Linked DNA regions of Homo sapiens: region 2 is linked to region 1. A link is an interaction called in ENCODE POLR2A ChIA-PET data of the cell type or tissue named here. Cell type or tissue: Panc1. All regions are shown on one strand. Each heading gives the region's core, and the rest is flanking DNA. Links, peaks and the distances in the headings are about the cores only. Region 1 overlaps LOC100288254 (a long non-coding RNA gene). Region 2 overlaps LOC105377727 (a long non-coding RNA gene).

Region 1 (2,914 bases), core at 175-2,674:
AGATGGGGTTTCACCATGTTGGCCAGGCTGGTCTCAAACTCCTGACCTCAGGTGATCCGCCCGCCTCAGCCTCCCAAAGTGTTGGGATTACAGGCTGAGCCACCGTGCCTGGCCTGTTTCCTTCTTTTGTTTCCTTCTTTGTGTTCATAAGCTCTTACCATTTAGCCCTTATAACATTTTGTTCTAAATTATTGCATCTCTGGTTATGAATATTTGCCTATAATTTTTTTTTGAGACGTAGTTTCGCTCTTGTTGCTTGAACCGCCTCCCAGGTTCAAGCACTTCTCCTGCCTCAGCCTCCCAAGTAGCTGGGATTATAGGCATGAGCTACCATGCCTGACTTTTTTTTTTTTTTTTTGAGACAGAGTCTCGCTCTGTCACCCAGGCTGGAGTGCAGTGGCATGATCTCGGCTCACTGCTCGGCTCACTGCAACCTCTGCCTCCCGGGTTCGGGCAATTCTCCTGCCTCAGCCTCCCGAGTAGCTGGGATTACAGGCATGTGCCACCAAGCCTGGCTAATTTTTGCATTTTTAGTAGAGACAGGGTTTCACCATGTTAGCCAGGATGGTCTCGATCTCCTGACCTCATGATCCACCCACCTTGGCCTCCCAAAGTGCTGGGATTACAGGTGTGAGCCACCGCACCTGGCCCTAAGTTTGTATTTTTAGTAGAGACAGGGTTTCTTCATGTTGGTCAGGCTGGTCTCGAACTCCTGACCTCAGGTGATCCACCACCTCGGCCTCCGAAAGTGCTGGGATTACAGGCGTGAGCCATTGCACCCAGTGTCTATAGTTCTTTTTTTCCTTAAAGGTCTTTGTCCACTTTTTGTATCAGGTATTATTTTGATTTTATGGAAGAGAAAAGGAAACTCTAAAGAACGGAGGAATGCAGATAAGCAGCAGCAGCAACCCTAGGGCTGAGACAGTGCACTTAAGGAAGAGGCCCTTCTAGGGCTGAGAGCCAGTGCCCCATTGCTGGAGGGGATATGGCCTTGGCTTGGTGAATGGCAGAGAAGTTCCTCTTGTGCCACACCAGTGGAAGTTGCTGGAAATCCCTTCTCTAGGACTTGCTGATAATATGCCCTGTAATGCTGAAAGGCTGTTTATAGGAGGTACCCCACTTAGAGCCATTCTGCTGTGAAACTACCGGGTACTACGAAGTACCTGGAGAAATTGCTCATTGCTAGGTGGTGTAGGCTTCTGCATATTGCAGGATCTGGGCCTTGGAGAAGCTGCCCACCACCTCAGGAGCCTGGTGCTGGAGCAACATATATACTGAAGGAGCTATGCTAGAGAAGCTTGTTTGTGCCGCAAAAGCTGGCCACTTAGAAAGGCTGCACACAGCGCAGGAACCTGGCACTGGAGAAGCCACCCAGGCTGTGGAAACCTACTGAGTGAGTGAGCCTCCTGCAGTGTCTCTCCAGTGCCCTCTACTGTCAAAGCTAAACATTGTGCCAGCTGGCAAAGAAACAATATTTAAAGGGCCCATATTCATTTTCACAGAGCAGGCAATGAAGATTGAGTTTGCATCTGAGATTCAACAATTTGATAACTGGCATAATGTTCTACCTGAAAACTTTAAAACCTGTGCTTCACAACTCTTGGATCTAGGGAATTACAGAAATTAAAGAATTGCTACAAATCCAAATCTATGGGATATATGTAAAGCACATATCCCCAGAAAAACTCATATATCAAAAGAAAATTCATAGCCCTGTTAAAATTTTTAGACAAATTACATTAAAGCAGAATTTATTTAAGCAAAGAATAATTCATGAATCAGGCAATCCTCAAAACCAGAACAGGTTGAAAGATTTGTAGCCTGCAATGTGGGCAGGCAGCACTTATGAATACTTCAGGTGATTACAGCTCAGCATTTGCTTTATTTGAACATGGTCTAATCAGTTGCCCAACTGTGATTGACTGAGGCTTGGCTAGTGTGACCGGCTGAGACTCAGCTACTGTTACAAAAGTATACTCCTAAGTTAGGCTTGTAGTTCGCTGATGTACTAAGGTTACAATTTGTTCCATAAGGACTCAAGTACAGAGGCATCCTCAAGCCAAATTTAGTTTAACAATTCCTCCATTTTGGTCAGCCTCTCAATTTTTGAGAGATTGACCTAAACCTTGAGCATTGATGCCACTCTCTGTCACCATTGCAAATGGACCTATTTGGTTTTAGTATGAAATTCACAAGTCACAAAGTCACAGCAGTTGAATAATTCTTGATGTTCTTGATGATCTAATTGAAGTGAGACCACTGAACACTCAATGGATGGCTTCATACAGACATTTAAGATGACATTTAAGATGGGCATGGTGGCTCACACCTGTAATTCCAGCACTTTGAGAGGCTGAGGCGGGTGGATCACCTGAGGTCAGGAGTTTGAGACCAGCCTGACCAACGTGGTGAAACCCTGTCTCTACTAAAAATACAAAAATTAGCCAGGCATGGTGGCGCATGCCTGTAATCCCAGCTCCTCGGGAGGCTAAGGCAGGAGAATCCCTTGAACCCAGGAGGCGGAGGTTGCAGTGAGCTGAGATCGCGCCATTGCACTCCAGCCTGGGTAACAAGAGAAAAACTCTGTCTCAAAAAAAACACAAAAAACAAAAAACAAAAAAACAAGAGGATATAGTGTACTAGGGGGATTATTATGATGACTGTCAGGAGGAAAATACCAAAAGACTAAAGAGTACTCTTCAATAGGAGTCCCCATGAACCAAACAACCAAATCAAACAAGTCAAAGTTCATACAATATAGGCATCTGAGTTCATTTGGTCATAGTCTTTGTTGAGGCACAATGGCAATTGAGGACCATAGTTCACTGTAGAGTGGTCTGATTTAAAGAGGTATCCAGTTTTGTTGTTAGCCTGTTAACACAAGTCATAGTAACCTGAAGACCCACTAGAAGAA
Region 2 (2,914 bases), core at 173-2,672, 240 kb after region 1:
GAAGCAGTCATTATTCCTGTTTTTCCGGTGAGTTCTGAAGAGGGGAAGTGGTTGGATCCAGGGCACGCAACTGAGCTGGACCAGGTGTCCTCACTCCAGGGCTTCTGCTCAAAGAGAAGGAGCTTGCAACGAATGCTTGTTTCATATGGAATAGGAAAGAGGGGAAGGTATTTAAGAAAGTTACCCTGCACATTTATCACACCTGCTGGTAGAGGAGCTGGTTTTAGCTGATGGAACTTCTTGCTGTTTGGCTTTGAGGTTCTCACAAAAGTTTGTAGAGAGGCTGCTTGGTTTGTCCCTGGTCTTGTCCACTCCTCCAGCCCTGTCCCCCCTCAAGCCCATGCCTGATATCTTCCCTTTCTCCTAAATTTATCTGTCCAGTGTTCTGCCATTTCAGGAGCTTGTGTCAGTAGGAGCCAACTGATGTGAGGTTGTTTGCAAGGAACAGAAACCAAACTCAAATGGGATTACGCCAAAAGATATTATTGGCTCCTCATAGCCAGTCTGAGGAAAGGCTGGGAATGGAGCTGGTCTTAGGGCCTCATGTGCCACTCGCTACTCCCAGCTTTGCCCTTTTCTCTGGCTTTGGCTCTAGCTCTGGGCTCTGTGGCTTCATACCCTTCCAGGTCCATGGCCCAAGGGACAAGAAGAGTTTCTCCTGCAAATCTTGTCAGAAAAAAAATCCCAGAGAAGATCTCTGATTGGCCCGCTTTGGGTCACATGTCCTTCTCTGGACCAGTCAGTGGCCAGGGGAATGGAATGCTAAGATTGGTCCAGACTGAATCACGTGCTGCCTTTATGGGAAACGGGGCTAAGATTTGTTACCAGGAGAAGAAGTTCCTGGGGGAATATTTTGGACAATTGAAGAAAATATGCTTTTGACTGTCTTGTCAAGTAACATGTTCACACTTTCACAAGGGACTTCTGAGGATAGAATGCCCTAATGCAAGGAGATGGAATGGTGGGAATTTCAGGCACTATGACAGGAATTTAATGGAAATATTTTTGGCTTAGGAGAAACTTGGCTTCTAAGCTTGAAAATGACTCCATCTTTTTTTTTTTTTTTTTTTTTTTTTTTGCCAGCAGTGCCCCACCAGCAAATTCCCAGAGTGAAAACTAGTATGTATATACTGTATTTTAGAATGGTGTGGGAGTTTATGTTTCTGAAATTAGAATGCATCTTATAATTGAAGTGCATATTTAATGTGTTACCAGGCAATAGACTGTATTAGTTAAAAATGAGAGATCTTTCATTGGATGAATTTAGTTCAAATCTTGGTTCTACCAGTTCCAAGCTGTAGAAAAGTTAAATCAAATGACTTAACTTTGCAGCAACCTCCATTTTGTGTATGCAACATGGTGCTGGTAATAATATCTACCTCACCTAGTTATTGTGAGGAATAAATTAAAAAACAGATATGATTGAGCATAGTGCCAGACACACAGAAAAGCCTCAGCAAATATTAGCTATTATTTTATTTATCTAATATTTGTAAACCTACAAGCTAAAATCAAATTAATGGTTTAGAGTAAGGGTTCTTGATTGGAAGCTGCAGAAATTGACTTTTAAAGAGAAAGGGGACTTTTAGAAGGCATATCAGGGCTCATAGAATTGATGGGAGGCTGTAGACTCAGGCTTGATAAGTGGGCAGAACAAAATAGATCTAGGGGGGATCAAGAATCAGGAAACACAATAACAGTCAAAATCAGAAACCACTCTAGATATTTCAAACAGTAGGTATTTAATACAGGGAATTCATTACAAAGATGTTGGAAGGGCTGACAAGCAAAAGAGAGAAGACTCACAAGGAAGAATAAGGCTGTTTTCTACAGGACAGGAAGCTGCCACCAGTCCCTGGGCTGGAGCCTGAGAGCCCACATGCCCCACTGAGCTGCTGGAGGTGCCACTGCTCCTGCTGTTAAAACCTCCTTACTGTAGCTGGGTAGGAATCCCAGGGCCATACTCCTGCAGATGCAGCTACATCGATGCTACTGGAAGTCCCCTGCAGTTATGCTCAGTTGTTTGCTGCTGCTGCTGAAAGCCATTGCCAGAAACCTGAAACAAATGGCTTCTCCCTTCTTCTACCTTCTAACTTCCTGTGAATGCGTCCCATTGGCAGACCCTAATAAAAGGTCATTGCAAGGGAAACTGGGAGAGAAAGTTTGCAGACTCCCAACCCTGATGGTACAGAGGAGGTAGCATGGGGGAGTGAGGAGGTGAGAGGCATGGACACCACTTAGTTTTTGTCCTTATCAGGAATAGGGTGGCCTAGGCACTTTTGTCCTGACCATGGGTATCCCTCTGGCACTTGGCACTTTGAATGCCAAGCTCTACGTGGGAGCACTTCACACACCCTGGTCAACAGGGAGTGGTGAGAGGGAGAGTAGATCCCCATTTCGATTTGGGGGAGGCCTGGGGGCCCTGAATCTTCCAGGAGCATACACAGTGTCAGGGGGTTCACAAACTGAAGTGATGGGCATGGTGCTGAGAAGCCTCCAAAAGGACAAATATTCAACTTGATGAAGTACCTCACAATCAACAGAGACTGAATGAAAACACTAGGGATGGTGCTGCCATTTTTACTAGAAGGACAAGGTAGTGACAAGACATTGGGTGAATGTCAAGAGGCAGGAGATGGCTAGTGACCCCCTAGGAAAGTGGCGAGGGTTAGAACTGACAGTACACAAGTCCTTCAAACCTGCATCTGGCTTCACTGTATGTGCAGAGTGCTGAAGGAGGGGCCAGAGGAGCTGGGTCTGCTGATGCCCACTCCAGAGGCAGGCTCAGGGCAGGCCCATCAGCACCACAGCAGGAGACAACAGTGAGCCCTCGGCGGGCACCAGGCCAATGCTTCCCACGTACTCCTCAGGTAATCCTCGCAGAACACGTCAAGCACACACTATTAGCATCTCA

Evidence for each region. Peaks named below come from ENCODE experiments on the same cell type or tissue, not always from the same donor. Only the 100,000 strongest peaks of a DNase experiment are listed, where the experiment ranks them.
Region 2: POLR2A ChIA-PET joins it to region 1 with 5 read pairs; 2 of 35 experiments call an interaction of 5 or more read pairs at or near these places.

What each region holds. Positions count from the first base shown.
Region 1 is chr5:172,292,249-172,295,162 of GRCh38, forward strand. The region is part of intron 1 of LOC100288254 (a long non-coding RNA gene); the gene reads left to right. Among named protein-coding and RNA genes, the nearest start is that of UBTD2, 9.9 kb to the left of the region's middle. In Panc1, for the core only: CTCF peaks have their summits at 1,160, 1,411 (motif pointing left) and 1,692; a DNase peak (open chromatin) is centred at 1,423; H3K27ac peaks cover 1,689 bases.
Region 2 is chr5:172,527,809-172,530,722 of GRCh38, forward strand. All of the region lies in intron 1 of LOC105377727 (a long non-coding RNA gene), which reads left to right. Among named protein-coding and RNA genes, the nearest start is that of LINC01944, 30 kb to the right of the region's middle. In Panc1, for the core only: no CTCF peak of the experiment used is centred there; no DNase peak of the experiment used is centred there.